Linked DNA regions of Mus musculus: regions 2, 3 and 4 are each linked to region 1. The links are chromatin loops, found by intact Hi-C in ENCODE. Cell type or tissue: left cerebral cortex. All regions are shown on one strand. Region 1 holds the start of Sco2 (SCO2 cytochrome c oxidase assembly protein). Region 2 overlaps Arsa (arylsulfatase A). Region 3 holds the start of Sbf1 (SET binding factor 1). Region 4 holds the start of Chkb (choline kinase beta).

Region 1 (8,000 bases):
TGAATGGTGTCCCTTTTCAGAGCTTGTAGCAGGGCAGCCTGCTTTTGAGGTGTGCCGCTCCATGCTGGCCTCCTTGCAACTGGTAAGTGGCCTGGGACACAAGGGATGGGGCAGCGGCCCTGGACTCTACTGACACCTTGTTTCCACAGGCTAATGACTACACAGTGGAGATCACTCAGCAGCCAGGACTGGAGGCAGCTGTGGACACAATGTCTCTGAGACTGCTCACACACCAGCGAGCCCACACCCGCTTCCAGACCTATGCTGCACCATCCATGGCCCAGCCTTGAGTGGACAGCACTGAGGCAGGGGTGGAAAGTAGTATATACCTGGAGGTCTTTGCCCCTAATGTGCTATGGGGCCATTCACTCCAGTGCTGCCTCCTGGCTGGCCTAGCCTAATAAAGTGTTGCTACCCCACCTGTTCACCGGACAGACTATTTAAATGAGCTGCTGGTACAGAGCACATGCACAGATTAAGTACATCCATTTAATGACAGGGCCTAGGCAATAGGTATAGTTCAGGGCAAGACACTGTGGAAGGCAGCTATGTGCCGACGTATACTCTCTACGATCTGCTCTGCTGACCTGCTGCGACCATAGTAATCGGTGAAAAGACCATCAGGGTTGAGCAGATAGATGGCAATGGAGTGGTCCACAATGTAGTCCTGGTCCTCATCCTTAGGCCCAGCGCTGTAGTATACGCGGTAGTTGCGACTAGCATGGGCCACCTGTTCTGTAGAACCGGTCAGACCTAACAGTCTTGGGTGGAATTCTTGCACATAGCGGGCCATGGCTGCCACGTCATCTCGTTCTGGGTCCACAGTGATGAAGACAGGCTGCACCAGGGGCAGGTCAGGCTCCGCCTCTAGCTTCCGCACCACCTGCACTAGCTTTTCCAGCTCATCGGGGCAAATATCAGGGCAGTGAGTAAAACCGAAGTACATCAGCACCCACTGGCCTCGGAAGTCGGCTTTGCATCGAGGCTGGCCTTTGTGGTCTAGTAGGCTGAAGTCACCCTGGCCCACAGCAGCCTGGCGCAGGGCCTCTGTACGCTGCTGTTGGCGCCACTGTTCCTTCTCAGCCCTCGCGGCCAGCCAGGCCCAGCCTAGCCCAGCCCCAAACAGGGCTGTGATCAGCAGTCTAGTTCTTAGCCCAGGGCCTTGGCGCTGGCCCTGCCCTGCCCAGTGTCGGGAATTTCTATGCAGAGTTTCACCTCCTGAGATCCTGAGGAGGGGTTTGAACTGAGAGAGCTTGGGCCAAGCTTTGGGCCCTAGAGCCAGTAGCATCGTGGACCTGAAGCTCCTGGAAAAGAACAAAGGTGGCAAAAGTCAGAAAAGAATGGACAAGATGTCTAGGCCTCCGCTGCTGGACAAGCATCTGCCCCACATTCAAGCAGGTTATCTAGCTGCCTGCACCGGCTCGTCTCAACTCAGAACTGCTCTGCCGTAAGCTGCATGCAGTCCAGGCAACACCAAAAGTCCATAGCTGGTTTGCTCTAACCTACGTCTTTAACCAGGGAGTCTCAGCCTCATGACCCCAACCTCTGGAGAACCCACGCCACAACTGCCAAGCCTCCCTGTGGATTCTTGGAAGCACCGCGAATATGCTTTGCCTGGGCACTGGGATGCATGTGTCTATTTACAATAAATTGTTCTTTATAGGGAGGCTGTTGATCCTCTGGCTGACCACCTTTAAGAGGTGATCCTTTCTAGCTTTAGGGTCACTTCAGGGTAATCTGGGGCTCAGCAGAAAACAAGTGCCTCCAGCTTGTTTTCTGTAATGTAACACAGCTCAGCCCACTGTGCCTTGAACTGTCTGACCTTCACCTTCCTGGGCAGGCAGACTCCTCTGCACTTAACTGGATGCCGTACCCTGCCCCTCTGCAGTCCCTCAGCCCTGCCATCTCCCTTCATCCTCCCCCCCCCCCCTCTCCCCAGGGAAGGTTGTTACAACTAGCATTTAGAGCCACTGGCATCCAGCCTACTGGGCTCCCCCAGTATGTTGCCCCCGTGTGGCTACAACCTGGATCTCTTATGAGATGGAGGATACGTCCAGGGCACCATCAGCCCTGAGCTAGGACCAGTCCGAGAAGATGGGACTGGCAAATATTCCCAATATGTCCATTTTCTGGGCCTCAGAAGGTCTCTAGCTCATGTGATAAGCTAGATGAAGCAGTAGCAGCAGAGTATGAGGCCACATGTTAACAGCGTCCTCACCCAGTCCCACCCCTTGGGGGAGGACTTGCCCAACTGAACTCACCTGGCTGAGCTGGGTTCGAGACTTAGGGCTGTGCGATGGTCGGTGGGAGGACAAGTTCAGCGAAGGGTGAAGGGACCTTGAAGGGTGCTCGATCTGATAGCACGAGCGCCCCCTGGAGAGTGCGTCGCTGCTGACTGCTGAGCGCAGGGCCGTCTAGGTGCACGCGGAGCCAGGGTGTCCCTGCGCGAGCGACAGAGGCGGTTACCTAGGTCACAGCGGGCGACCGGAAGGGTTGTTTATGGATTCCAGACAGCGCTTACCTCGGGACAAACACTGGCCCACGTCGACCAGTACCTCGGCACCCACTCCCGGTCTGATCGGCTGCCCCGCTCGGCTGCGTCCGGCTCCGAGGTCGTGCAGCACACGGGCCAGCGGCAGCGCTCGGACGCACTCAACAATGCCTAAGGGAGAGGGTGGACACTGAGAACCTACTGGAGGCACGTGCCAGGACCAGGAAAGATCGGGAGAGGAAGTGGGTGGGATCTGGTGCCGTTGATATCCGGTCTCACCGTCTGCCGGTGCGAGCAGCTCCTCTTGCTCTCGGGCGTGAGGCAGCAGCTGCCGGCGTTGCGTGGGGCTCCCGGAGCACAATGCTTTAGCTAGGCCGGGGTCCACGCCCTGCGCCGAAAGCATCAGCTGGAAGCGGCGCCGCGCGGAGCCGTCATCCAACGCCGCGGCCACTCGGGCGGCGCCTTGGTCTTGTGTTTCCGCCTGTCCGCTAATCCAAAGAATGGCGCCTCCTGCTGGCGGGCGGGGTGGAGCTCAGAAGCTGCAGGGATTGAGAGCTCCTGGCATACAAACTGGTGGTCTTAACTCCAGCCCTCTCACCTAGCCTAATGACCAGGTCCCGCAGATCCGGCGGCCCCGCACCATCCAGGCAAAGCAACGCTTCTTCCACCTCCAGGGTATGGCCCACGCTGCGGCCCAGAGGGTTATCCATGGCGGTCAGGGCTGCGGCGACCTTCAGCCCCAGGCTCACTCCCACTCTAACCTGGGGAGGCATTATTCAGTATCCGGCATTATCAAATCCCATACCTGCTGTCCCTGGGTTAAGGTGTCAGTAAAGGCTTAGGTTAGAGATCAGAAACCAACACTGCCAGGCCTCAGAGGGGATGGGGGTGTTCTGGTTGGTTGCCCTAAGTGGCGGGGGTTCTGTGGAGGATTTCCCCAGGTCCGCAGTCAGGACAGCTTTGATTGGATAGGGTAGGAGGGCTGGAAAGAGGAATTGCCGTTTTATTCTTCCAGGACTGTTGAGTGGGCAGAGGCAGGGATAGGACGGAATGTGAGGCTCATGTCCCTTCATAGAAAGGGCACTGTGGCCTAGCACGGCTCACCAACATCTTTGCCAGTTCTCGGGCCTTCTCCTGGTCTGGGAAGACTGCAGCTCCCCCAAACTTAACATCTACCACCAGAGTGGACAGTCCCTCCACGGCCTTCTTACTGAGGATTGAAGCTGCGAAGACCAGAAACATCATCCCAGGGTATACTTGGGCACAGGAAGAGTTGCCTCTCTGAGAAAAGCGGCAGTGCCTAGCGGACTGTCTGTCAGTCAGGGTACCCCGTTTCAGGTCACCTGTAATGAGTGGGACACTGTCCACAGTGGCTGTCACATCTCGTGCAGCATACAGGATCCCATCAGCAGGAACCAGCTTTGCACTCTGGCCGACAATGCAGCAGCCGACTTCCTCAAGGATGTGCAGCATCTGCTCAGACACCTTCATTAACTTCTAGGGACGGACCCACCCACTGGCCCTGACCACTGACCCAACAGAAGTTCAAAACATGGCCAGCGAGAGTCAGTATGGTTCTGATGGCTAACCTACCAAGGATCCCGATTAGTTATGACAGACACATTAATGCGTACCAGCTAATCAGTGGCTTCTCCCTGTTCCCAAGTAACGATCCCGATCAAAGTTCTCTCGATGACTCCAGGCCTATTTACAACCAATGACCTTTTGAATAGTCAATGTTCTCTCTCATTAGTGACCCAGATAAATAACCTGTCCATTGATCATCCTGTGATTCGGGCCAGTGACTCCCTCAACCCAGATCATTGATCAGTTAGTGGCCCACCTGTACCTGCTCTGGGCTCTGGGTGACACCGAACCCAGGAATCGATTCCAGCTTATCCAGTGTGCCCCCTGTGTGTCCCAGACTGCGGCCGCTGATCATTGGCACCTGGTGGAGAGGGATGCTGACTGCCCCCACGCAGGCCCTTAACCTCATTTTACCTATCCTCTACTAAGAACCTATCCTATCCTCATATGAAATTACTTTTAAAAAAGCAGTTATATTTTAGAGTCTTTTTTTTTTTTTTTTTTTTTTTTTTTGGTTTTTCGAGACAGGGTTTCTCTGTGTAGGTCTGGCTGTCCTGGAACTCACTTTGTAGACCAGGCTGGCCTAGAACTCAGAAATCCGCCTGCCTCTGCCTCCCAAGTGCTAGGATTAAAGGCGTGCGCCACCACGCCCGGCTATTTTAGAGTCTTTTAAACAGTTAATGAGGGTGCCCAATTGGTGGAAAGGAAGATAAACTGTACTTGGTGGGAGCAGTTTGTCAGTAGGTCAGGAGTTGGCACACACTCATCTGGGGCCCAAGTCTGAAGGACAGGAAGAGGAAGGCCCCGCTCTTTCTTTGTGGGGCCTGCTAGCTCTTAAAGGGTCCTCTTGGGTACAGAGGCAACTCTACTCCATGGTGGAATTTGTGTATTGAGCGATGGGACTGCCCTGGATTTTGTCTTTGAGAGCTTTGAGCCAGGCTGGAGGGTTGGAGGTTCCTGTGAGCGGGTCAGAGGTCTGTAGAGGACGTGGTCACTAACCTTACAGCCGCATGCAGCCAGGGCAGGTGCCAGAACCAGGCTAACCTTGTCACCCACACCTCCTGTGGAGTGTTTGTCAACAAGCTGCTGGTGCCAGGCTTTGGGCCACTCCAGTTGCTGCCCAGACTCTGCAAGGGCCCGAGTCAGCACAGATGTCTCTTCTAGGTTCATTCCCTGCAGCCGAATGGCCATTAGCATGGCCCCTAAGTATGGATACAATGAGCGAGGTGTTCACGCAGTCTGAGTTTTCTGGGGCCGTGATGGTGGTGGGGTACTGTGGATCCCTGAGGTGCGTATGGGGCAGCTGGAAGGGGTGTTGGGGTCTAGTTACCACACACCAATTTGTGTGTCCTGTGCTCTTCCATCTATCACCGCGTGCACGAAGTTTCTGATATCTGCTTCTCTCAGATGCCCTCCATCTCGCTTCAGGCGGATCAGCTCAGGCAGCTGCCTGGGCTCCCCACCTCCTCCCCCTGAGGCCGAGGGAGGTGGTGTCCCTGGAGCTGCCATTGCTCCAGTCTGTAAGGGATATTGAGACACCACTGGAACTCCCCACCTCCACCCCATCCAGGTCTTTGAATCCATGGTCACTTGTCCAAACCTTGCTCTTACAGGGTCTCTGGCACTCACCAGTCTCATGTTTTTCTCTATCCAGCACTGTCCCATTCCCAACCCCATCTGGCTTCCATTTCTCGACCTCACAAATCACTCCCCCCACCCCGCACTCCCCCGCCCACGTCTAGTACCTATTCAATTCAGGGGCCTTTACCAGTTTTCTGGATCTGGCTCGGTTCCAGCCTGTTATCCCTCAGTCCTGCGTGGACTTAGGTACAGAGGAGACAGTTCACCGTCCAGGATTACGGTTAGGAATAGTGGAAAAATAGGGCTGTCCCAGTAGGCGGCACTTGTCAAGGTAAGGCCAATCACCACTTAAGCTCTTCCCCACCTGCTATCTGGCTAATTGGCATTGCCAGGACCTTTAAGGGTCGGGTTACAGCGCTCCGGACCGGAGTTCGCTCTGCCCAGTTCCCTGGGGTCTTGGTATCTATGGGTCCCGAGCACTGCTTGTCCTGTGCGACAGATCTCTAGGCAAGCGACAGATCTCTAGGTTCAGATACCACTGAGACAATCAATGCTCGAACTCACCTCGTCCTCTCCTCCCCCACCCCTCCTTGCCCGCTTCGGAGAAAGAAAGAGAGACACACAGCACTGACTTAGAAAGCTTTAAGTAAACAACCCAGAGCCTGTGCGCGCGTGCTTGCAGGCATCAGTCGTCCACGTGGTACTGTATCATGGGGGCTAGGTAGTCTGAGTGTCTGATCCCGAAGCTCCAGCCACAAGGCTTCCGGTGCTGCGGGTCGGGGAGACGAGGCTGACCTTACCGAGCCAGCTGTTCGGCTTCATACAGGGATGCCATTTCCCTGGGGACTTTGACCCATGCCTTAGACCTCAGTCCCTCATCCCCTGCCCCTTGACCCTCGACTCCAGACCACCTTGTCCACGCTGTAGGATGCAGGTCCTGGCTTCTTGGTGTTCTCTCGGGGTGGCAGAGTCCTCCCCAGCATCGTGAACTGCGGGGCTCGAGTCTTGTAGATCATAGGATTCACTACGTGGTAGGCACAAGGGCCTGGGGTCTAAGGAGGACAGGATGGGTGCTGGGTACAGCCTCTGTTCCTTGTGATCAGCTGATTTTTTTTTTTTTTTCCTCAAGCTAAAATCTCACTATGTACCCCAGGCCGGCTTTGAACTCCTGCCTCAGTTTCCTGAGTGGTGAGGTGCCTGGAGTTCTGCACCACCCCCAACGTCACAGACTCTCTTGACTACTAGGGACTGCATATGCAGCGGGCAGACCCTTCCCCACCTTGCTGAGGTCCTCGAAGCAGCTGCCCACAGGGCTGCGGCTGTAGATGGAGTAAGTTGGGGCTGAGACTTTGCTTATGACTCGTGAGCCCAAGAGCGAAGGCACGGTGTAGGACCCAGGGCCTAAGGAGGAGTCAGCAAGAGGTCCAATGGTCCAATCTCCTTGCCTTTACGGCAGACTGCGGGTTGGGGTATAGGAAGGTCCCTAGTGCTGGATCCAGCCCTTGAGGCCTCACCTGGGGTTTCTTGCTTTGCGAGGATGCCCCAGTTTCGGGGAGCGATGGTATGCCGAGGAGCGCTGGGGTACGTCACATTTCTCGCGCGTTCTGGGTAGTACCTGCCTATGGGATGGACCAAGAGTGTGGGCCAGAACTGGGGTGGGGTAAGTTACGGGAAGCCTAGCCTGGGGTCTTGGCACTAGGGAGAAATGGGAGCCACAGTGAGGATCGGGTTTTTGGGTATGGGTAGGAGGTTCCCGGGGAATTTCCTGGTGGGCGTTCTTGGAGGCAGTTCCACGTTGGGGAGACCCGGGCCCCAGGGTGCTGACCCGGTCCCGGAGTGAGGACAGGCGCCGTGTGGCTTAGGCGACCGTAGATGGAGAAGGCCGGGGAGCCAACTGTGCCGCGCACAGTCATGCGAGCAGGCACCAGGTAACTCGGCCCGGGTCCGCAGGTTGCATGCCGCAAGGGTGGACGCGAGCCGAAGGAGAAGGCGGGGGCTCGCGGCCGAGACGGGTCGTGCAGTTTGTAACCTGGGGGCGCATTCCCGCGTCACCTCCCGCAAGACCCAGAGGCTGCCAGCTCTGTTCCCTCTCCCATTTCACCAACGCAGCTCCCGCACAGAACCTCTAATCTTCTGCCCTCCCTTTTTGCTTCGGGCACAGTTCTCCAGTTCCTTGGCCTCCTGGCACCAGTGTAGACCGCCCACAGTCCCACCTTCCCAGTTTCCTCCCCTGCATCCGCCCTTGCTACCGGTGTTCGTTGGCAGCTTGTATTTTGGCCCCGGGCCTCTGTAGAGCGCCGCGATGGGGCCGCGGGGCCGATGTGGCCGCCAAGTGCCGACC
Region 2 (8,000 bases), 94 kb after region 1:
CTTGAACACCTGCTGCCAGTCCCTGTTTGTTGCCTGGCAACCATCCCCCTGGGCATTAGGAGCCCGGATCCTTGGGTCACCTGCTTTATTCCTTGTTGCTGTAATACCCTAGATCCTCCAGACAGTGCAGCATCTGGTTTGATGCAAAAACCTCAGAGTTCTGTGGAATACTTCTAACTCTGTCTTAGTTAGGGTTTTACTGCTGTGACCAAGGCACCTCTTATAAGGACAACATTTAATTGAGGCTGGCTTACAGGTTCAGAGGTTCAGTCCACTATCATCTAGGCAGGCATGGTGCAGGAGGAGCTGAGAGTTCTACATCTTCATCGGAAGGCTGCTAGAAGAAGACTGGCTTCCAGGCAGCTAGGATAAGGGTCTTAAAGCTCACCCCCACAGTGACACATCTACTTCAATGAGGCCACACCCCTCCAACAGGGCCACACCTCCTAATAGTGCCACTCCCTAGGCCAAGCATATACAAACCATCACACTCTGGTACTCTTAACTTGTGGAAACCTAGCTCAAGAGAAGCACCCTAAAGACAACGTTTTCTACAAAGCACAAGGTATGTTGATTTATATTCTAATTTAAGTTACTGAAGGTAGGATAGAGCGTGGCTCATGTTGAAATGTGTGCCTCCCTGAATGAAGCCTTGGGTTCAGCTTCAAGTAACACACAAATGGAAACAACAAAACAAAACAAAAGAAAGCATACAAGCAATGAACTATTGAGCAACAGTTTACTAAATCGAGGTATAGCTACACAATTGGAATATTACGATGATATGAAAATTTTGCTTATAAATATTTTTAATAAAATATTAAGAGAAATATGGAGAATTATACTCACTATGTTAGAGATTGTGAGTTGAAAACTACTGAGAAGAAACTTTAAAAACAGTTGAAGCAGGCTGGAGAGATGGCTCATTGGGTAAGAGCACTGACTGCTCTTCCAAAGGTCCTGAGTTCAAATCCCAGCAACCACATGGTGGCTCACAACCATCTATAATGAGATCTGATGCCCTCTTCTGGTGTGTCTGAAGACAGCTACAGTGTACTTATATAAATAAAATAAATCTTTAAAAAAAAAAAACAGTTGAAGCCAAGGGAAAGCCTGAAAAACGCATTGATTTCACTTATGAAAAATAGGACAGTTGTGGCGCACACCTTCAATCCCAGCACTCAGGAGGCAGGGGCAGGTGGATCTCTGAGTTCAAGGCCAGCCTGGTCTACAGAGTGAATTTCAGGACAGTCAGGGCTATGAAGAGAAACCCTGTCTTGGAAAATGAAAAAAAAACAAAATTTCTTTTTAGAGATTAGTCGGCTGGGTAGTATATGAAGGATGTCAGGGCAGGAACTCAAGGCAGGAGCTGAAGCAGAACCCTGGAAGGGTGCTATTTACTGGCTTGCTACTCTGCTTCCTTATATAGCCCAGAGCCACCTGCCCAGGGCCGCACTGTCCACCTCTGTGGGCTGGGTCCATATCAGTCATTAACCAAGAAAATGCACATAGACTTGCCTCCAGGCAAAACTGGTGGAAGCATTTTCTCAATTGAGATTCCCTCTTTCCCAGTGACTCTAACTTGCGGCAAGTTGATAAAAAAAAAAAAAAAAAAAAAAAAAAAACTAGCCAGGACACCTTGTAAATAAAGAATCGTGACCCTTCCCTCCTCTTCCACCATGGAATATTAGGGCCTATCCTTTGAGAGTCTCACCTCACACAGGTAATTGGGAACTGCTCTGATTTTGAGAGGGGAATGGCCTTGTCTTGCCAGGAAGACAGAGCCTTACACCAGCTCACACTGGGATGCTCTCAGTTAAGGCTTATTCAATTCGGAGTACTACAAAAGGAGTCATACTGTCAGGATATTGCTCCTTCCTCAGAAGGGCCCTTCTTCCAAGATAAGGTAACAGGTCCCTAAGGCCTTTGTCCCTCCATCCTGAATATGCCACTTACCTCTGAACCTTCTGTGAATATTGTACTGCTGGGCTTGGCTCCTCCAGTCTCTTCTACCAGGCACAACGGTACAATATTAACAGACGGTCAAGCGTTTGCTGGGGGGTAGGAGGCCCGAGTGTAAGTATTTAATTTCCTTCTGGGTCAACTAATATTCTATGACCACAACCAACCAGTAGAAATATCTAAAAGGGAATTTATTGGGAGGATACTGGGGTCAAAGGAATTAAAAGCAAAAGCCACTAAAAAGGGGTTGGCCCTGTGAGGAATTAGTGGGTACTATCTAGCTCTTCTAGGGGACAGTTGAAGCGTAGGGGAGTAGAGATACACTCTCTGCAATGGGCTGGAGTCCACACAGGGAATCAGGAGCTCTTGAGGTGGGCAGGCTCTAGACACTCAATGGCTAATATACTTCTTGGTCCATTTTGTTGCAGTGTGTGCAGAGGGTCAAGAACTGTAGAATCATGAGTTCAATCACTTGGAAATTTTCCTTCTCTGGGCCTGGGAGTGTAGCAGCTTAGATGACCCCAGAGTCTTTCTCCCTCATGTTCATTCCTCCTGAGGAGGCTGTCTAAGAGGGAGGACCCAGGTCTCTCCTAGAAGTGTGCTTACAAGACTGCTTCATGAATGGTTTATGTACGATCTAGCAGCACCTGTGAATAACAAGTGGTACCTTGGACCCACATGGTATCATCCGTACACTTTTCCTCCCGCAAAGGATCAGAGGGAGGCTGAAGGGACACAGCTACATGTACGCTTCCTTTGTTACTGATGGTTAGATAGGACTTTTTGACTCCTAAGGGGAGTGTTCATGGTGACCCAAGGGTTAGTGCTAAATAAAACTATTTATTAAATATTTTAACACCACAGAGAGTAACATTTGAGTATGGCAGGACTGTGTACCCAGACTAAGGTTATGGAGTGTCTGCCTGGTCTGATGATACATTGTTACTCACAAAAGTATCTAGTTCTAGAAGTATCAACAGACTGGTCCCCCCATCCCAAAAACACCAATTTAAAAAAGGCGAGTATAGAAGGATATAATCACTTGTAGCCATGTTGCGCAGAGCAGAGGGATTCTATAATCTTGAGGTGACCTTCAAAGGCTAACAAGAACTTGAGATTTCATAGAAAAGGGCAATGAACGGGCGTGGGGGCTGAGAGTTTACACAACAGAGAGGAGAGCTGATCTTGGTCAGGTCATTCTTTCAGTTTTTTTGTTCTACAAGGGATTCTGGAGAAGTGACCATATTACTTGAGGAGAACCATCTGGTTTCTAAAAGATTCTCCAGGGGCAACCTTGCCATCAGAGGTCGTCGCCATTATTTGAGCGGTGATCTGTCTTGCAAGGCTTATCTGTTTGGGGGATGGTTTGAATTCCTTGATGTAAAGATGTTAAGCAGTTTTCATCAGTCCTGTCATTCCAGCACAAAGTAACAGAGGGAGGCACTGACTCAGGAGGGAAAAAAGTTAAAGATAAAAATAATAGAGCCAGAGAAGGACAAAATGGAGTTAGCCCAGTGACTCGTGCCTCAAAACATTCAGAAAAGAGGTGAATTGAATGAAACATCCTTCCATGAAACCTTCCCTTCTACTCCCCCTTCTGGTCACTTGGGAAAAATGCATGAAAAAGGACAATTTGGGCTCCTAGGGAAAGGTGCTGGCTCCCCCACCCTCCATCCCTTACCTCAGCACAGAAATGATAAAGGAAGATGGCCTTTGATGGCTCCTTGCTTCAGAACTGCACAGAAAACATGGTGAAATCAGAATCTTGTCAGGGCAGAGTCTCGGAGCTATAATAACTGAGTGAATAGATGAATGAATGTGTGTATATATTCAGGTGCATGTGTGTTTGTGTGCATATGCCTGTGTCATCCATGTGTGAGCACACCTGTATCTGTACACATGTATCTGCATGAATATCCATGTTATGCCTGTGTGAATTTGTGCACACATGTAGCACATGTGTGAGTATAGATATGCCTGTGTATTTGTGTAGGCACAGGTAAGTACACACAAGTGTGCCTATGTGAGACTATGTTGCAGTAGGCTAAAATGATGAGAAACAGGCACTTATGCATGCGTTTTTTTTATGGTTTTAGAGCTTTATTGGAGAAAGGGAGAAGGTAGAAGGAGGGAGAGAGGCCAGCCATGGACATGTGGGTGGGGGGAGGGAGAGAGAGAGAGAGGGAGAGAGAGAGAGAGAGAAGAGTAAGAAAGGTGAGAGAGCTTATAGAGCCACTTATGCATGCATATGCATCATAGAAAAGAAACACTGGCAGCTAAACTGCCTGGCCAATTCCTACTCTGTGATTATGCTCTCAAATGTCCAAGATTGTCACTTTGAAGGACTGCTACATATCTTATTAAAGTGTAAACCACAGAACAATATAAGAAAATATGGAAATCCTGAGTGTATAGATTGCCTTATTTACACACATGCTTCATGTCACCCCCTATTCAGACCATAGCGCCCCCAGGTTCTCTATTGTCTGTCTAGGCAATACCCACACACCACACTCTGCAAGATTCCATGGTTTCTAAGGCACTGAAGTCTCCCGTGCACCTCACATCCCTGTGTTAAGTTCATGTCTATCCTTTGGGAACACCTTGCTCCAGCACTACAGTATAAGTAAATATGATGGGATCAACATTTAAACATAGCCTATGCCAAGTACTGATATTTACTGGTTTTGATAGAGGACTGGCTACTGTTTTGTGTGTATTGTTGTTGTTCTGAATGTGACATATGGATAATCCATCTATTTCAGTTCTATCTTGAACTGAGGTACCAATCATCTGGGACCAGTCCTCCACTTAGATACATGATGAAGGAGCTCTTTAAGCCAGCATCAGTTCCTGCTGGACAGCCCCCAAGAAACCTATACCTGTGTGCAGAGCCTGGGACACAGCAGACCCTGGAGTGTGCTCAGTGTAGTTTCTCAACCAGATAAGAGGTTATGTGCCACGGCACTCCGGTCGAGTCAGCTTGACAGGCAGTGATGCCTAAAAGCCACTCATGAGGCAAAGAGTTTCAAGGAAGCTCTCCTGGAGTTTTGGCGATCTCATTCTCATACTCTATTCCCGAGTTAGTCTGGTGTATGGATCTACGAACTCTCTTTTAATATTTTATTATAAATGCTTCTTAAGATTAATTCTGTTTCCCCAGTGTTCCAAAATCCCAGAAGCCGCCGAGTTTAGAATCTTGTGAGAAGGCAGCAAGGAAGCTAACCTATTCAGTAACTAATTAAGCATTACAATAGACGGAGCCAGTGGCTCAACTGGTCTGCAGAAAGAGCCAGGGAATCTCACTGAGATAGAAATCTTTAGTACAGGCTACATTCCATACCAAAAGGAAGTTGGTATACTCTCTTGACAAATGGAGATTCTCCAGATAAGAATTTAGCAAGGTGTGAAACTATGCCGGGGCCTAGCAAACACAGAAGTGGATGCCCACAGTCAGCTAATGGATGGATCACAGGGCTCCCAATGGAGGAGCTAGAGAAAGTACCCAAGGAGCTAAAGGGATCTGCAACCCTATAGGTGGATCAACATTATGAACTAATCAGTACCCCGGAGCTCTTGACTCTAGCTGCATATGTATCAAAAGATGGCCTAGTCGGCCATCACTGGAAAGAGAGGCCCATTGGACACACAAACTTTATATGCCCCAGAACAGGGGAACGCCAGGGCCAAAAAGGGGGAGTGGGCGGGTAGGGGAGTGGGGGTGGGTGGGTATGGGGGACTTTTGGTAGAGCATTGGAAATGTAAATGAGCTAAATACCTAATAAAAAATGGAAAGAAAAAAAAAAGAATTTAGCAAGGCCTAGGAATTTAGGGGTCTGTGACATTGCATTATTCTTGAGGCCTGCCAAGAGCAGAACCCCCTGGTGCTATTAACACTAAAGTGTGAAATTCTTGCCTGTCATTAAGCTGATCCTAGGCAGGACTGCTTTATCTTTATTGTAAACATTTACCTGTTTCCTGCAATTCCTTTAGAAGTCATTCCTTTGTTTTGTATCTGGTAAACTTCAATGTACCTTGCCTGATGTGACTTCCAACCCTTTGTATTCTCTGTACTACAAAAAGTCTGATGCTCGACCTGACAGATACATTCAGATTCTACACAATCTCTCCTGTGTGCATCTGTCTGTCAATTCATCCGACGCTTTGCCCACCTGCCCCAGAGACCCGTTCCACGCAGACACAAGGACCCAGAGGGTCTGTGGCAGTTATGGAAGAGATATATGGAAATTGGAGATGTGGAGGACCCCAAGCAAGCATCTGGTACCACAAGGCATCCCCTCCCCCTCAAAGTGGGTGCCACTCACTCCATTCAGGCCTCGTTTCTGCCAGGCAACATCAGCTGCAAGCGACAAACAGCTCACCAGCAGAAACATCAACAGGCAAGATTTACTTTTTAAATTTGATTTCCTCCAGGCAGGCATCTGGACAAGCTGGTTTAATAATTGCATGATTCTATCTGTTACCAGCAACATTGCTTAAGTTAGGTCATCACCCAGATCATTCCGACCTCAACCACATGCCACTCTTGGATCAATTATTGCAATGTAACCAGCTCAGATTGGTCACCACCCTAAAGGAGAGAGGCTGTATGCTTGCCCTCTGGAAGTCTGCCCCCATTGAAAAAAAGGCAACAATAGTTGGCTAGAGATATTGACATACTCTGAGGGTACCGTTCTAATGTGACCAATACTGAAGAGCACCTGAAATGTCATATATACCTGGACATGCCAACACACTATACCATGAAAACACAGGTAGGCAGTCAAAAGTCCCTTTTTACAGAGGCTAACATCTGAGACAGAATATTGCCAGTAGAGAGATCACTCAAGCTTGTAGTGGGCCCAAGGAAATGGTGGCTCACTGAAGGAGTTTGGAATTTGAGCATGGTGGACTCCAATTCAATAGGCTTTTTTTTTTTTTAATTTATCATTACTGTTATGGCTTGCACATGTGTGATGCATGTAAGTTCAGACGTGTGGGCCACAGAGCATACGCAGAGGTCAGAACACAGCTTTGGGGATCTGGTTCTCTTCCTGTCTTGCTGAGGCACGGTCTTATTTCTACCATGTTGTATACTCTAGGCTACCTGGTCTGCAAGATTCTGGACAATTCTCCTTTCTTCTTCCCTGAGCCCCCTAAGAATACTGGGACTACAGATATGGGCTACTGTATCTGGCTTTTTCAGGGGAGTTTCTGGCGATTGAACTCAGGTTGCTTGCAGGGTAAGGGCTTTCCCCCAGAGTCGTCTTATTGGCCCCTGATAGATGCTTCTAAAAGATTACTTTGTAGACAACTTTATTTTATTTTATTTATTTTTATTATTTTTTTTTGTAGAAAATTACTTGAAGTATGCACAAAGGAGAAATTCAGAGCTTGAGAGACAAGTGAGCCCCATGAGGCAGTCTCAGAAGCTGCTGATGGTCCTTCCTGGGATCTAGCAGGGTCCCCAGGTCCTTTAACTCTACCCGGAATGATCAGTTTATCACCTAACTCCAGACAGCTGATTTCTTTAAAGAACCAAGCTGACCAGTTCCAGGGCCTCTGGCATTGCTTCTTGAGGAAAGCCTGTCTTCCAGGTGCTTTGCATCTTTAGGGTTCCTCTGCCCTCACCACTCCCCCCACCCCCAGTTCCTGGCACTTGAACTCATTACCGGTTTCTGTGAAGGGACATGTCTTCGCTTCAGCGGTGTGTCCATGGACACACGCAGATCACCAGGGTGGGACAAATTTTAAACCCAGGGTGCCTGGGTTCAAATCCTAGCTCAAGCTCTTTCTGGTAAGGTGGCATCGGACTTGGAAAGGTCCACGAGATTCCCTATGCGTCAATGTCCTTGTCTTGTAGCACAGCAGAATAGTACTGACCTCAGAGTTACCACAAGGACTAGATGAATTAGCACGTCTCAAGTCTCAGCTGGTGTTATTACATTACCAGATACAAACTACACACTTGTCCCTGTCCCTCTGGTGAACCATCACACACTCAGGACAGGGCTAGGGGTCCTGGGCTACCCTTGAAG
Region 3 (8,000 bases), 59 kb before region 1:
AGACCTGAACACGAAGACACAATGCTCCAGGCAAACTACAGCTGACTCCATGTGCAGCAGGAGCCTACAGCTCTTTCAGATGTTCTCTTTGACCTACCCCCAATCTATAAACGGACCACAGAAACTTTAATCCAAGATCTTGGACCCTTAAACTCTCAGGGTGTGGGGGGAGCTGGGAGGGAACTGCAGCCACCCCAAACAGCCCCAACCTGATCCAGAGAGAGGGCAGGCCCATGGGTGGGGACAGTAGATGGGCCCAAGAATGTGGCCACCTCATTACCATCAAGGCTGAAAGAGGCCAGGTCATGAAATACAAATAGTTTTCTTGGTTGATGGAGATGTAGCTTTTCCTCACAGGAAGTAGTAGAAGGGTACCTGTCAGGTTTAAGTCATGTAAAGGGTCTGATAATTGGTGTTCCCATTTGAGGACTCCCCAAGCTACAAGCAATTAAGTGACCATGTCTGGGATCTGGGCAGGGGTCTCAAACTATGCTGTCTGGTTCCTCATTCTAAAAAAGGTGTCCAGTTCAGTGACAGGACAAAGCACACAGCCCTACTCACCAGGTGCGGGGTCTATGCTGTGCCATCTACACCCTCTACTTTATAGAGTCTTAAGGGAAAGGGTTACACACAGCTCAGGCATTTATTGTCTGTAGCCTTGCCCACAAGTCACCAACTGTAACCATTAGCAACCAGAATGCTACCTCTCTAAAAAGGCATTCATTACCAAGGTTTGACTCCTAGCAGCTGCAGAGAAAAAGTTCTGATTCAGAACAAAACTGAGATATCCTCTCACGCGTATTCCCTTAATCTAAAGGACCCTGCATCCTAGGTCAGTCAGCACACAGAGGGCCCTTCACCTTCTTCAGAAACACCTACCTAGCGTTCTTACATCGGCTACTCAGATCTGAGATGTAAATTATCTCCTTGGGCCAGTCCTGTGCTATATCTTTACGCATAAGTGTTCCTGACAGCCTCAGAGCAGCTCCATGTGGCCCATTCCATATAAAGACGGGGAAACTGAGGCGAGAGTGCACGGTAACTGGCGCAAGCCAACGGTGAAGAGTGACAAAGGAAGGACAACTAATCTTCAGTGTGCTCCTCAGTTTGGGGTCTTTTGTTCTTGGTACTCACATCCCTTGCCTTATAGATCTGCCTTCAGCCCACACCCAGAAACCCGATTCCAGGCTGGTTCCTCAAAGGAATGCCTTGAAGCCGAGTGGTCAGCCAACAACCAGTCAACTCTGACCCTAGAAGGCAGTGCTTAGAGAGCTCACTGGCCTGCAGTCGCCACAGTGATGGGTAATCTGAGAATTACTCCATCACACCGGTGATTCAGGAAAAGTAGCCACCTCTGGCCTCAGCCTTCTATCCCGTCCTGTACAGAGGTCAGAGGTCCACACCTCTTGTACAGCTGTATCAGTAAGCCCCCACGTGCCACAGCAACTTCCCATGGAGCTACCCACACATCACCCTCAATTTTACTCCACTCCCAGCAGACCTCCCCAACCTGGCCTTTACCTACATTCTGTTTCACAGGACCTTCTTCATAACCTTCTCACCACCATCCAAGTCCATTCCATTCCTCCAGCCCTGGCCCAGCGCCCAGCCCGAGACCCCAGCCAGCCCTCAGCCAGCTTGGTTTCCTCACTCTCCAGCAGTACTCCTCCTCCGTTCCAGAGGAGGCACCTCACTGGCCTTCACTTATGCCTTGGAGCACAGGTTCTCCCTGTGTGTGCCAGTACAACACTGGTGGCAAGCCTCCTGCTCAAGGAGGACAGGGGGATGAACACAATGTGGTCTCTGCCTTTGAGAACTCCCTCTTTGGAGGGAAAGACAGATGCTCGGGACTGAGTGCCAAAAGATATAGACTTGAATACATGAGAGCAGAAAGAAGCGAGGGTACTGAACAGATCTGAAGACAGAGGTGGTGGTGGTGGTGGTGGTGGTGGTGGTGGTGTTTTCCAGTGCATACAGGGTCCATCATGTGGACATTAAACAAAGGAACAGTCCTAGTGGAGACTTAGCAAGAAGAAAGGCAAAGAAGAAAGTTTGGGTCCTGAATGGTGACAGTGACAGCTGGTCTGAGAAGCAGCAGAATAACTGTGTGGAATAGATAACTGGAACACGGTAGGAAGCATTACATCTAGGGATTAAGGGGCTACCTCATCTGGCCACAGTTGTCCCTAAGATACCGCCCCTCTGCAGGTGGACTCTGACAGCCAGAGTACAAGTCCCAGCCTCCATTCCAGACCCACACACTCAACTTCTCTATGCCAGATTCTATGCTGAAGATAGGGCAACAGCAAGGCAATCTCAGTGGGCTATTGGGAGAAATGAGATCATACACACAAAGGGTTGTGCAGGGCCTGGCACACTGAGGACTCCAGCCAACACCCCCCAACACTGTTGTCTCCATGGCTGTGGTTGATGTCACTGTCAGGCTCCGTTTTCTCCTACCCCCAGGACTGAAGGGCTCTCAGACACAGGTGCTGACTCCAGATCAGGGCCTCCTAGATCACCACACTGATCCCCCGCTGAGGGGCCTGGCTTAGAGGCTTGAACACCAGGAATGCTCTCCTCCAAGTGTGACACTTTCGTCTGAAGTCCGGCTCCATACCACCGACGAACCCCTCCCCCTCCACTGCACCCCATCAAGCGGTGCTTGAGGCTTCAGACCTAGCACTGGGTCAGAGAAGCTGGAAGACGAAAACGTTCCGCCCCCCTCTCTGAAATTCCCAGACCCAGCCACCGGCAGGCGGCCAAGGCGGGGTGAGCCCATCCCACCCAACTTGGAATCGGGGAGACCGAACTGCAGCAGGGTCCTCCAGCCTCCCACGCCCGAGCGACACGCCCCTGCCCACCTCGGAACAGCGACGCAGGTGCCCAGGTGTAGGAGGGATGTTTCTTACACAGGCCATGTCGTCCGGGGTCCTCGCGGGTTGCCCCGACGCCACCGTGGCCAATAACTACGGAGGCCTCTTTTCGAGAGCCCCGAGAGCTCGGCCCCAACTCCTGACCCTGCCTCCGGCCGGGTCTTCTTAGCTTCGAGTCCTCAGTCCCAGTCCCTCAGTCCCCCCCAGCTCGTCCCCCTCGGCGCTGAGACTCACCGCGCGGGTGCGGCCCGAACGCCACCAGCACGAAGTAGTCCGCGAGCCGCGCCATGGCAAGGGGCGCAGGCGGGCTCCACGGCTCGAGGGTTCGATGGCGGCGCGCTCATGGCCCGGCGCTGGCCCTAAGCTGCACACTTGGGACACCCCGGGCCCGCTCCTCTGCGGCGCCGCTGACCAGGGCTTCCGCCGCCATCTTCCCAGCCAGCCGGCCCGCCCGGGCGCTTCAGGAGCCTGCGCAGTTCTGCCCCTCCCGTGTAGGCGGGACCTGGCACAGTGCGCTTCCATTGGGCCACTCCGCATGGGGCGGGTCCAGAGGGCGCTGCCCCGCCTACTACCTCATGCTCAAGGACCGGCTCAACCCTTTGGGCGGGTGAAGCTTACGGCGGCCGGGGCGGGTCAGCTACCCTGGTCCCGCGGCCGACATTTCGACCTGAAGCACCACCGGTCAGGATTAGGGCATACTTCCCCGTCGGAACTGAAGCCCCGGAATGAAGGGAGACCTGGACCTCACCCTTGGGAGAGCCTAACTCCGAGGGTCAGGGGCGTGGTCCAGCTCAGTCTGCCTGAAGCAAACCAGTGGAGCTCAGGCCTTGTCCAGCCAGTCTCCCAAACTAGAGGACCGAGCTGGGGGATGGAGGAGTGTCATGGCTTCGCCACTCACCCTGCCAATCTTATGGTGGCCAAGGGAAAGACTTTACAGGCTTTTTTTTTTTAAGTTCCTAGTGCAAAAAGGGGCAGCTAGATATTTCACCATTGGATGGATGGGATATCCAACACCTGCATTTAAAAAAAAAAAAAAAAAAGTTCCAGCTTGAGTCACCTTCCTGCGAAGTTGGATCGCCCTGGAGGTCAGGGGGTTGGCCAGGCCTCTTGCAGTAATACAGGAATGGACACTTGTAGGAGAGGCAAGGTCCTTGACCAGGAGATTAAAGGGGGAGGACTAGGCTTGCTTGTTGATGAGTTTAGTTTTCTGTGAGAACTGAAAGACAAGCCACCTATTAGCATCGTGTTCCCTCCACCTGCAAGATCTGGAGAATGAATGAAAGCAATCTCAGGAGAGACGAGTCCAGTCGTCAGTGTACGTGTATAAAGAGTCTCGGCCCTTGAGAAGCTGAAGCAGGTCGTTCATGAATTCCAGTCCAGTCTCCTTGGCTTCATCAGGAAACCATGTGTCCAAAAAACAGGAGATATAAGGGCCTTTCTGGAGAGATAGTTTAGAGGTTATGGGAATCTGTGCTGGATTTGCAGCACCCTCGCCTGCAATTCTGGGTCCAGGGGGATCTGTCGCCCCCTTCTGGCCTCCGGAACGTGTTTGTGGTGGTGCGTGGACATACATGCAGGGAAAACACCCATACACATAAAGTGAAAATGTCTTTTTTAAGAGAGGGGGATGAGCTTGGTGGTCATGGTGGTGGTGGCAGCGCACGCCTTTAATTAAAGCGCTTGGGAGTCAGAAGCAGATGGAGTTTGAAGCCAGCCTGGTCTACGGAGCTAGTTCCAGAACAGCCAGGAAGCCCTGTCTTGAAAAAAATAAGATAAAATAAAAATAAATAAAAGAGGGGAAGAGGAAAAGACTGTCCTAGGAAAGTTCTGTGCACAGAGACACAAACCTAGCTCTCCTTTGCCAATGCCAGGTGAGCTGCAAAATCTTCCTTTCTGCTTAAAACCTGTGTTTGAACTTGATTGAGTTGGCTGCTTCTGTCAATCAACTAAAACTCGTCTCTATACTCGTAAGAAATGGTGGCAGGGGGCTGGAGAGATGGCTCAGAGGTTAAGAGCACTGACTGCTCTTCTGGAGGTCCTGAATTCAATTCCCAGCAACCACATGGTGGCTCACAGCCTTCTGTAATGGGATCCAATACCCTGTTCCGGTGTGTCTGAAGACAGCTACAGTGTACTCATATACATAAAATAAATAAATTTTTTTAAAAAATGGTGGCAGGCAAGTTTGACTTGGTGTCTGAACCTGGGGTTGCCTCTCCTAGAAACTATAAGGATCCTGTACCCCATTCCTCCCATGACCACTGGGGCCCAGTGTCATTACCTAAAAGAACCCCAATCCTGGCAGGGGGTCCTTTCCAACTATCCTCAAGTGTCTTGCCTCTAAATTGAGTACTCTAACCACTGCATCCCCAGGTCACCTGCTAGCGACTTCTTCTCCTCAAGGGCCTGTCGTCTCCTCTCCTCAACCAGTGTAGGCCCTCCTCCAAGACAATATTCTCGCATCCCACTGCTATGCACATGCACACCTCCAAACGCCTGTCTCCTTGCAGACTGCTGCCTCTGTTTTTCGTTGCCCACGTCTCACCCAGCTATGTATTCTCTTCACCATCTGTATCCTGCAGACCTAAGAAGGTGGGGCGACCCTTCTTGATGACACAACTGACTCAACTTGAGATAAATGGGTACCCCCTACAGAGTAGGGTGGCCCACAGTGACACAGTGAGCCTCGCTTGTGTTGGATGGATACTCCCAAAACATACTCCCTCGCCTGCTGGTTAGTAGGCAGTTGTCTTTTGGTCTTCACTCTCCAACATCTTCCTGTGTTTTGGGGATGGCCAGCTAAGCCTTGAGTTGGCTTTTCCTAGAGGAAACAAAAGCATTCCCATCCTATGGTAGGCCCCCAAAGTGACTCATCTACACTACCTTCCTTCCAGAGTCACCTGCCTTGCCCAACGACCTACGCACTTCCCACTGCTCTGTATCAGTTCCCTCAGTGCACCAAGTCTTTCACTTTCAAAATCCTCACCATTGGGATCAAACCTCAAATTTATTCCTCTTGGTGAAAACAATATCTCTTGGTGAAGTTGCCCCAAGAATATTAAAGTATCAGTTTTCAATCTGTGCGTCAAGTCCCCTTTGGATTAGTTTAATGGCCCTTTCACAGGAATCACCTAAGACCATCGGAAAGCACAATCGTTTAGATTATGATTCATAGCGGTTGCAAAATTACAGGTATAAAGTAGCAACAAAAATAATTTTATGGGGGCTGGAGAGATGGCTCAATGGGTAAGAGCACTGACTGCTCTTCCGGAGATCCTGAGTTCATATCCCAGCAGCAACATGGACAACCATCTGTAATGAGATCTGATGCTCTTTTCTGGGGTGTCTGAAGACAGTTACAGTGTACTTACATATGATAAATAAATAAAAAAATCTTTGGGCTGGAGCAAGCAGGGGGCAGGGGGAAATAATTTTATGGTTGGGGGTCACCACAACATGAGGCGCTGTATTGAAGGGTCACAGCACTGGAAAGTTGAGAGCCACTACTCAAAAGTCTTCCCCAATGTCACCAACACCAGACAACCCTTTGATCCCAGGACAGACCCCCCCAGAAAACTCTTGTCTGCTCCCCACCCCCAACCCCATTTAAAAGTCAAAAGTGCTGGGGCCCTGCCAGCTTGCACATTACTCCCAAAGGCAGCTTCTGCAACTAAAGGTTAACAGAAAAAGGTGCTAGAGTTTCCCCTGGGAAGCCACATGGGCAGTTGTATACAACAGGTGTCAAATGATGACAGTGGGGACCGTGGTGGAAGGGAAAGAAGCAGACTAGACAGTCAGGCCGAAACTTAGGGGTCAGAGACTATCCCTATCCTTACCTGCCATGAGCTTGGGAATAAAACTTGAATAAGCTCAGGAAGCGGCAATTGTCCTGTCACCCAGAGCTTGGAAGGACAGCATAGGGGACTTCAGTCCTCTCTCTCAGCAAGGCTCATCTCCACCTGTCCCAAATGTAAAATCTTATGTAGCAGACAGGAGAGATGGCTCACTGGTTAAGAGCACTGACAATGTACTCATAAATAAAATAAATACGTTAATTTTAAAAATCTTATGTATTGGTGCATTCCTGGGATCCCAGCACTTGGGAGACTGAGGCAGAGAGAGTTCATATTCAAGCCAGGTTGGGATATATAACATATTAAGACCCTGCCTCAAAAGAAAAAGGAAGAAAGAAAGAAAATCTGTGGCAAGTGAGATGGCTCAGTGGACCAATGTGCTTGCTGCCAAGTGCGATGCCCTACGTACTCTTAAGTTTGGGACCTACGTGGCAAAGGAGATATCTGAGTCCTACAAGTTATTCTCTGACTTTGGGATGCTCATACCCACATACTAGCACATAAATGTAACCTAAAAAATAAAAACTGATTGGGAGGCAGAGGCAAGCAGATTTCTGAGTTCAAGGCCAGCCTGGTCAACAGAGTGAGTTCCAGGACAGCTAGGGCTATACAGAGAAACCCTGTCTCGAAAAACCAAAAAACAGAAAAAACAAAAAACAAAACAAAACAAAAAAAAAACGGATAGGCATGGAGAGATGATTCAATGTTTAGGACATTGGCTGCTCTTTCAGATGACCCAGGTTTGCTTCCTAGTACCTACAAGGGCGCTTACACCCTCCTGTATCTCAAATTCCGGGAAGATTGATGCTCTCTTCTGTCCTCAGAGGGCAGCAGGTATACACGCACTGCAAGGACAGACAGACAGGCAGAACATGCACACACATAAAATAATGTTTTTTATTATTTATTATTATATATATTTTATTATTTATTATTATATATTTTATTATTTATTATTATAAACTGACAGCTGAACCAAAAAAAAAAAAAAAAAAAAAAAAGCCAGGCAGTGGTGGCACATGCTTTAATCCCAGCACTTGGGAGGGGTTTCTGAGTTCGAGGCCAGCCTGGTCTACAGAGTGAGTTCCAGGATAGCCAGGGCTACACAGAGAAATCCTGTCTTGAAAAACCAAAACAAACAAACAAACCGACAAAGGGCTCGTGAGATGGCTCAGCAGGTCAAAGTGTTTGCCACCAAGCCTCATAAACCTGAGTTTGATCCCCAGGCCCTACTCTGTAGAAGGCGAGCACTGACTCCTGTCAGCTGTCC
Region 4 (8,000 bases), 56 kb after region 1:
AGGAAGGAAGTCCGAAATGCAGTGTGAGAAGCCTGGAAAACAGCATTCTGCCCAAAGCCACCAGGGCCTGCCCAGCTTTCCTGGAGGACGTGACCGGAGCAACTCTGCAGCGCCCACCCAACATGCCCACAGTAGGGCTTACTTACCAAGTAGCCGAACTCTATAGTGGACATCGAAGCCTGCAGGGTGGACCACAGACCCCAGAAAAAGTGAGATGCCAGGGAGTACCTAGGGAACGAGGGTGGGAAGAGGAGGTGCGCTCAAGAGCCCATTTCACACTGCCTGGCTTCCAGCCCGGGCTGCCCAGCCTCCAAAATATCCACGGCTCTGCCAGTTCCCTAATCCCCGTCCAGACTGAGACTCTCTCTGACAGTCTCTGGTGTGGTCTTCTACCTCTACCCTGACACCTTACCTGCAGGGCTCCTTTTTCTTTTCCTTTTTTTTGTTTTTGGTTTTGTTTTGTTTTGTTTTGTTTTGTTGTTTTGTTTGAGAAAGGGTTTCTCTGGCTGTCCTGGAACTCACTCTGTAGACCAGGCTGGCCTTGAACTCAGAAATCCGCCTGCCTCTGCCTCCCAAGTGCTGGAATTAAGCACCACCACTGCCTGGCCTCCTTTTTTCTTCTGAAGGGTTTTCCCCTCCCCTTTCCCCTCCTTTCTCACCGACTGATCTCTAGCAGCAATTCTTCTTCCCGTTTCTTCTGTTCCTCTTCGGAGAGGATCTCACCCTTCTGAACCTCTGCCAGATAATGGCGAATAAAATGGAGCTGAGATCAATGGACAAGAGTCAGGGACTGGGGAGATTGGAATATCACCCTCTGTAGCCTTTATTCCTCTTTTCGAATGAAACAGAACAGGAAGCCAGAAGGCTTTTCTCTTCCCAACCTCCAGACTATATACCTGCTGTTCTCTAGTGGGGTAGTCCGTGGGTCTTGCTTTGTAGAAAGGCCATTCTTCATAAGTATAATCATAAACCCACTCACAAAAATGATTCCCAATGTCAAAGCCCCTGGGAGGATAGAGCAAACATTCAGTCCATGGGCAGCGGGGCTGTGGAGGTGAAGGGCCTGGCCTGTTTTGCCAGGACCCTGTAGGAACAGGACCCACAGGAGGCAGTCCTCCCACACTTACCTGTAGTTATAACTACTGTACTCAAAATCAACCAACATGAGGTTATCATCACTGTCTGGCTCTGAAAGCAACAAGATGTTTCCTAGGGGAATGGGGATTTTGGTCACTTCAGGGCATGCTGCCCTCTTTCGGCGTGGGCTCAAAGACTCACATACATTCTCCTACCTTCCTGGATGTCATTGTGGCAGAAGACCACTGGTGACGGGGTATCGTCTAGTAACTTCCTGTAGAGGTAGAGAGGCGTAGGCTATAAGGCCTTGTGACTAGCCCTCAACAAATCCTGGAGAGGACACTGATAAATGCCAGTGCCACCCACCCGCCCACTATGTCATCCGCCTTCACCTGAGGCTGTTCATCTCGTCCTTGAGGCTGTACATCTCTACCAGGTTCATCTGGGGAAGGCTGGTGGAAGGCAAGTCCTGGATCTGCTTCAGGTACCTGGAAGCCGCCCAAACGGGAAACATTCTGTCTATCTCTCCCCACCCCCTTCTATCGACTCTTCAGGCCAAATTGTCCTGTCACTGGGCTTTGGCTGGGAAACAGAGTCCATGATACTGGGGTATCTATCCACTCAACTAGAGGTTCAGTTTTAGATGCACGGATCCCAAACTGGACTCACCGCTCCATGGTCCCAAACAACCATCGGGGCTCCTTAGTGAAGGGCATCTCCATACCATGGAAACGGGCCATCCTCGTTGCAATGGCTCCCGACAACACTGGGTCCCGGAGCTCTTGAGTTTTCAACGGCCGGCTCTGTACCCAGTAACCTATCAGGGTGGTGAGGGGGCTGGGGCGGGAGGGGGAAGGGATACGGGATGGGAGGAGATCAAGGTCTTAGGGAAATTTCCCTACCTGGGATGTGAAGGCAGACTTTGGGAAGGGTAAAGACTTGGGGTAAAAACAACAAAAACTGGGCTCTTACTGGGAGGTACTGTTCCAAGCGGCCCTCTGGAAACACTCCGTAAAGCTGGGGCCCTAGAGACCGCTCTGCGAGAATGGCGAACATCACGCTTTCTAATACCAAGGAGTCTACACCCTGATAAAAGATGTATGGCAAAGGGGCTCATGTCAGAAAAAGCCAGAGGTACGTGGGTACTGGCCCAAATCGGCTTCATCTACAATAGCTTGGACTTCTGCTCTTACTGACTGAGAATTCTTGAGCTTCAGCATATTCAGCTACACAAATAAGACACCACTTTCTGCACCACTTGCTCCAGATGTCCGAACTCCCAAGTTACGATCCTTCTTTTCCCTCACCTGCAGGATGGCCCCGTAGAGTCGTAGCAGCACCTCCCGGGGCTCCCCGCCCACACTGGGTACGTGGTTCGGTAGTGAGCATCGGAAGAGCAGGTTGCTGAGGCCTCCGCTGCAGATCCACACAGGTCAGGCTCAGCAAGGGTCGTCCCCCCGATTGGTGGGACCCACTCTAGACACCCTTCCCGAGAGGACCTCCCAAGTCCCGAAGGGGGACCCCGCCCCCCAGCACAGCAGGCTGCAGACCTGCCCCCACCCCCCACCCCCCCGCGTAGCACTGACGGCGACCGAACTGGGAGTGTCCCCAGGGTCCCCAGGGCTGACCCCTGACCTCACGGGACAAACGCTCAGCTCCTCCGGCCGCGCTCGGCGCCAGGCCCCGCCCAGGTACTCCCGGCACCACTGATAGGCTCGGCGCTGCGCGTCACGGGACAGCGAGGAAGCGCGCCGCCGATTGGGGATTGGCTCTGGGCACTTAGCATCCTGCAAACCGTCCTTGGGCAGGCCGCCGCCGACAGCCCCTCCTCCGACTACCCCTGTCCCGTCTGCCGCCATGACGTGGGCTCCGTTAGGTTTAACGCCTGCCGGTGCTCAGCGAGCCTCAGGTGAGGTTGGCTCCTTCCGGGTAGGCTCGGTTCCGCTTCCCGGAAGCCGCAGAGTCTCTGGGCGTCCTCGGCTCTTCGCGACTGCCTTCGGCTTTCTTGGTGGCTCCAGTCCTGGGACCGTTTCCAAGCCAGATGCGATTCTCAGGGCTGCGGCGCTCAAAGGCAAAGAGGGACGGCAGCTTTCCCTGAGTGGGGCGCGCTCGGGCCACGCCCGATCCGCCTATCAGTCTCTGCAAAAACAAGTTACTGCGTGGACTGTGTCCGGAACCAAGGAAGTGACGTAGGCCAATCCCGAGCGCCGTGGGCGGTTGGACAGTAGCTCCGCAAAGCTTACGAGCCAGGCTCTGGCCAATGAATGGACGATGGTAGTTTGCGGCTCCTTTATAACAGCTGCTGTGTGAGACACTCTACTAGGGAGTAGATTAGCCGAGCCTGTGGTGACAGTTGGGGTAAGTGAATGGAAGAATGAAAACGTAGGTTCTAACGATTCCCCTTTCCACAAGGCAGCAGGTGTATATGTGATGCTGGAAGGCGTAATAAGAATCAGTCCGGCGTGTCCAGCGCTGCATAGACCGCATGAGCGCCATTAATGTGACCCAACACAATAACTTAAAGTATTTTTCTTTCTCGAGAGAGTGTGTCTCTCTCCTGTTAAATATCGGGAAGAGGGAGACGTTAATGGTCAGCTTAGAAAGGAAGCTTACACAATCCATAATTCATCTGAAGGATGAGGTTTATTAGAATGAAAGGGCCTCAAAGCTACGAGTTTCGGTGTAGGGGAGGGAGAATTGAACATGAGACCTTAGAGTTAAGAAAAGACTTTCCTTTAAAGTCTAGGGATGGGGCTGAAGAGGTGGCTAAGCGGTTAAGAGCACTGATCCCTCTTCCAGAGGTCCTGAGTTCAATTCCCGCCAACCATGTGGTGGCTCACAACAGTCTGTATGTAATGGGATCCGATGCCCTCTTCTGGTGTGTCTGAAAATAGCCACAGTGTACTCATACACATAAAAAATAAATAATTCTTTTTTAGAAAGCCTAGGGAGTGGGGGCTGGCGAGATGGCTCAGTGGTTAAGAGCACTGACTGTTCTTCCGAAGGTCCTGAGTTCAAATCCCAGCAACCACATGATGGCTCACAACCACCCGTAATGAGATCTGACGCCCTCTTCTGGTGCGTCTGAAGACAGCTACAGTGTACTTACATATAATAAATAAATCTTAAAAAAAAAAAAAGGGAAGAGAGTTCATTGTGCGGGTGCGGGGTGTGTGTGTGTGTGTGTGTGTGTGTGTGTGTGTATAAGAACGCGGGGGAAGCATTCAGGAAACTGAAATCGGTGGTTAATTACCTGTGAATCTGAGGACAGTCTAGTCTATATACTGGGTTCCAGGCCAGCCAGGCTACATAGTGAGAGAAGAAAGGTGGTAAGAGAATTAATGGGGTGGCAGCAGAGGAGCCAATCAGAGAGCAGCCTTAAGAGCAATCTGTGAAGCAGACAGCTGAGGTGTTTCCAGACCGATCTCCTAAAAAAAAAAGAGAGAGAGAAAATTGACTTCAAAACAAAATTTTTTAGAATTGTCAAAACCATGAGCAGTTTTCCTACATGGCCCACTGAGAGCTGGAGAGAGGCATCCCCTGCTCCAGGCTGTGGGAGCTGGCTTAAAGATGTAGGCTATCTCCCCTTTAATCCCAGCACTGGAGAAGCAGAGGAGTACAGGGTCAGGACACAGACAGATAAACGTGCAGGTGGGTATTTTAACTTCCTTAATACTTTGGACCGTGAACTTTGTGGAGAATGAACTTTGTAGGTGGTAACATTGTTTTATGTTGCAATGTTAAAACTCTGGACCAGCCTGGAAATGTTAGGTGGTGTTTTTATTTTTTATTTTGGCTAGCTTTTGAGCCTGGGAAAGAGTTCTAAGCTCTGTTTTCTGGGCCGAGGTTCTAGGTGAAAGTGGCCTTGATTCTGCTATCTGACTGACCAGACCATATCTTTCCAGCCTTTTTTTTTTTTTTTTAACATAACTACTCCTATCAGGAAGTCAGGCCTGGGTTGGCATAGCTTGTCCTTTGTGACTTACTAGAGGTCAGCTTCTTAGCCTGTGGGACATGCATGACCCCGTGAGGTTGGCTGAATGTAGGGATTGGTGAAAGATTTGGCGACAGTAAAGGTTTCTGAACAAATAATAACCAGAAATTAATGTAAAATAAATCAAGACAAAGGAATTCAAGATGTTTCTGACCACTAGATAACTGAATTGTAGCCTTGGTTTTGAGCACACAGCATGCGTACTTCATGTGGCCACACCAACTTGGCTAGTATTTGAGACTGTGGTGTACTGTTGAAACAGTTGGTGACCCGGTGACGTAGGTCTCCTGTCTCTGGCCAGGTTCTTGGCCATCCTTCCTCCAGGAATGGACTGGGAAGACAGCAAAGGAAAGCATGAGCAACTTTATCTGCCTCGTGGACATAAAGAGTTCCAAGGGTCTCGATGAATGGCTCCAAACATATTTCTGCTATTTTGTACTTCATATTTAAAGCCAAACTCTCAGCACTGAAAATCATAAAGTAAGAATATCAAATTTGAAAAACTGTTACTGTTCTGTACCCCAGGGTATCCAACATTCAGCCAGAATTTAATGTTTTGGGGTTTTTGTTCGGTTTTTGGTTTTTGGAGACAGGGTTTCTCTGTGTCGCCATGGCTATCCTGGAAGTCATTGTACAGAGTGGTCAGGGTGGTCTTGAACTCAGAGGTCTGAGATGCCTCTATTTCCTGAGTTCTATGGTTAAGAGGTATGAGCCACCAATGTCTGGCCAGAATTTAATGTTTTATTTAAACATAAGCATGTGCCTCATTCGGAAGCAGTTTTTCCCACCTTAACAAATGGTAAACACACACACACACATATTAGGCCTAAGAATATATATATATATATTTTCATATTCCTAAGAATTGTTTTTAAGTATTTTATGAGTTATCACCAAATGTTTATTTGTATGTTTATTTGTATTACATATACACCTGGGGCTCAGTATAAATTTCTCAGGTTAACAAACTGAGCAGTGGGAAAAGTTGACAAATCTCTGTGTCAGGAGTAGGCACTCCTACTGTTGGCTTCTCTCTTACAGTGTACTTTTAATCAGTTTGTCTTAAAGGATAGAAAAACAAAAACAAAAACAAGAGAATCTTCAAGAAATGTGCAAAACAGAGACTTTTGTGCAAACCTGCAAGAGAGGGCAAATAGTCTTATAGCCTGCTAGTTCTTGCTTCAGTTTTTCCATCAAGTAAATAATTATAGGATAGAAAGTTTGAAGTCTATCACACACAAAGTTTATTGCAGCAAAAATAGCACACACACAGAGTACAGTATACAAAGTCATAGCTCACTGAATAACACTGTGTGTGTGTGTATGTGTGTGTGTATGTGTTGGCAGAGCAGCATTTGCCCCTGGGAGTGTCCAGATGGTCTGCAGCTCCTTTCTCGGGCCAAACTCTGACCTATATACAATTGTGGAAAACTCAGGCACACGAGTAAGGCCTAGAAGGAATGTCTTGCAAAGCAAAACAAGACTACGGGGACAGGGAAGTAGAGAAGGGGGGACACAAAGGGGCCAAAGAGCCCGTTTGCTCAAGTTCTGATTGCAGAGCTGCCTTTAGTAGCTAGCTAAATGATACATAAACAGCAGGGGAAGAATATGAATTGTTCATTCCTGAGGTGAACCTAGAGTCCCATGTCTCTGTCTACCATTACCTTCTTTCCAGCCCCTGTGCTGCCCACCGCTGGACCAGCTGGGGCAGACTTTTTTAAATGTTTTTAGTAGGGTGTTGGACAGGGCTTGAATTGGACCTGGCAGTATACACTTTGTGGGTTGGGTCATTTTGAATGACAGCAGGAACCTGATTGGGTGAGATAAGGTTGGGGGGGGGGGGGGAGTGGGGGTTGGTGGGGGGGGGGGCCTTTACCATTTCTTCTGGGGTTGGGTTGGCCTGGGTTTAGTGAGAGTGAGTTAGCCTGCCCATCTTACCAGAGAGGGGGGAAAAAAACAAAACAAAATAAAACAAAAAACCTGAAAACCCTCTAGTAGGTTTCTTTGATGGAAATAAGCCATCTCAGTTCAAAAAAATAATTGGAGCCAGGTATAATGGCACACACCATTGGGAGGCAGAGGCAGGTGGATTTCTGTGAGTTTGAGGGCAGCCTGGTTTACATAGTGAGTCTAAGACAGCCAGGATGCATAATGAAATCCTGTCTCAAAAAAAAAAAAAAAAAAAAAAAAAAAAGTAGGTCTGGAAGGGAGACTGTGGTGTTTTGAATAAGAATGGCCCTCATTGGGGCTGGAGAGATGGCTCAGAGGTTAAGAGCACTGACTGCTCTTCAGAAGGTCCTGAGTTCAATTCCCAGCAACCACATGGTGGCTCACAGCCATCTGTAATGAGATCTTATGGCTTCTTCTGGAGTATCTGAAGACAGCTATAGTGTACTTACATATAATAAATAAATAAATCTTAAAAAAGAAAGAAAAAAAAAAAGAATGGCCCTCATAGGCTCATAGATTTGAATACTTGGTTACCAGGGAGGGGCACTTGTAGAGATAATCTATGCACTGTGTAAAAACAAAGCTGGTTCCCAGGCAGATATGGGAAACTGAAGCCAGATGCATGTCACAGGCGTGGTTCCTTTGAGAGACACTGCTGCTTTGCAGCAAAGCTGGCTCCTAGGGAGAGGAAAGAGTTGAAACTTCAGCACGGCCTCAGAGGAGGGCACTTCCTAGAACCAGGGGCAATTTCCTAGCTGGGCACAGGAGAAAGCTAGGTGGCCTGTGAGGAAACCAGAACCCAATTCTGGTCCACGTGAGAGAAATCTGTAATGGTTGAGCCAAAACAGGTGGCAACAGGCTGCAGCCCAAACCAACAGTGGCAGTCTGCTGCTACAGGCCCAAAGTAGGTGGAGGGCAGAGGTGCTGGCCCTAAGGGGGTGGAGTCAACCACCACAGCCAGAGGCTAGCATCTCCAAAA

The links. Peaks named below come from ENCODE experiments on the same cell type or tissue, not always from the same donor. Only the 100,000 strongest peaks of a DNase experiment are listed, where the experiment ranks them.
Region 2: a loop joins it to region 1, with 2.4 times the contacts of the local background. A loop is called at or near these places in 8 of 42 quality-filtered maps.
Region 3: a loop joins it to region 1, with 6 times the contacts of the local background. A loop is called at or near these places in 5 of 42 quality-filtered maps.
Region 4: a loop joins it to region 1, with 2.0 times the contacts of the local background. A loop is called at or near these places in 11 of 42 quality-filtered maps.

What each region holds. Positions count from the first base shown.
Region 1 is chr15:89,371,162-89,379,161 of GRCm38, forward strand. Ncaph2 (non-SMC condensin II complex, subunit H2) reads left to right here. Exons shown (of 20, transcript NM_001115132.2): 19 at 1-82; 20 at 150-1,689. The coding sequence ends at 290. It overlaps Sco2 (SCO2 cytochrome c oxidase assembly protein), which reads right to left and starts at 2,730. Exons shown (of 3, transcript NM_001111288.2): 1 at 2,522-2,730; 2 at 2,262-2,441; 3 at 469-1,304. The coding sequence starts at 1,288. The coding sequence ends at 521. Tymp (thymidine phosphorylase) reads right to left here and starts at 5,875. Exons shown (of 11, transcript NM_138302.2): 1 at 5,824-5,875; 2 at 5,416-5,596; 3 at 5,078-5,280; 4 at 4,341-4,439; 5 at 3,835-3,964; 6 at 3,596-3,714; 7 at 3,090-3,252; 8 at 2,771-3,001; 9 at 2,522-2,662; 10 at 2,262-2,441; 11 at 470-1,304. The coding sequence starts at 5,587. The coding sequence ends at 2,284. It overlaps Odf3b (outer dense fiber of sperm tails 3B), which reads right to left. Exons shown (of 5, transcript NM_001013022.1): 1 at 7,909-8,000; 2 at 7,485-7,688; 3 at 7,174-7,278; 4 at 6,939-7,060; 5 at 6,288-6,711. The coding sequence ends at 6,535. In left cerebral cortex, CTCF peaks have their summits at 2,354 and 3,008 (motif pointing left); DNase peaks (open chromatin) are centred at 976, 2,061, 2,387, 2,772 and 2 more places; H3K4me3 peaks cover 2,774 bases; H3K27ac peaks cover 2,255 bases.
Region 2 is chr15:89,465,213-89,473,212 of GRCm38, forward strand. Arsa (arylsulfatase A) reads right to left here. Exons shown (of 9, transcript NM_009713.4): 9 at 7,264-8,000. Among named protein-coding and RNA genes, the nearest start is that of C230037L18Rik, 7.0 kb to the right of the region's middle. In left cerebral cortex, CTCF peaks have their summits at 1,042 (motif pointing left) and 3,565 (motif pointing left); DNase peaks (open chromatin) are centred at 35 and 3,533.
Region 3 is chr15:89,311,952-89,319,951 of GRCm38, forward strand. Sbf1 (SET binding factor 1) reads right to left here and starts at 3,360. Exons shown (of 41, transcript NM_001170561.1): 1 at 3,111-3,360. The coding sequence starts at 3,165. In left cerebral cortex, CTCF peaks have their summits at 2,761 and 4,400 (motif pointing left); DNase peaks (open chromatin) are centred at 2,441, 2,644 and 3,411; H3K4me3 peaks cover 2,286 bases; H3K27ac peaks cover 3,001 bases.
Region 4 is chr15:89,426,665-89,434,664 of GRCm38, forward strand. It overlaps Chkb (choline kinase beta), which reads right to left and starts at 3,263. Exons shown (of 11, transcript NM_007692.6): 1 at 2,713-3,263; 2 at 2,385-2,493; 3 at 2,050-2,163; 4 at 1,747-1,880; 5 at 1,470-1,565; 6 at 1,293-1,351; 7 at 1,128-1,209; 8 at 897-1,005; 9 at 660-763; 10 at 147-228. The coding sequence starts at 2,936. It overlaps Gm44502 (predicted readthrough transcript (NMD candidate), 44502), which reads right to left and starts at 3,263. Exons shown (of 27, transcript NR_004843.2): 1 at 2,713-3,263; 2 at 2,385-2,493; 3 at 1,747-2,163; 4 at 1,470-1,565; 5 at 1,293-1,351; 6 at 1,128-1,209; 7 at 897-1,005; 8 at 660-763; 9 at 147-228. C730034F03Rik (a long non-coding RNA gene) reads left to right here and starts at 3,351. Exons shown (of 4, transcript XR_875570.1): 1 at 3,351-3,435. In left cerebral cortex, a CTCF peak has its summit at 3,989 (motif pointing left); DNase peaks (open chromatin) are centred at 2,871, 3,277 and 4,005; H3K4me3 peaks cover 2,076 bases; H3K27ac peaks cover 1,484 bases.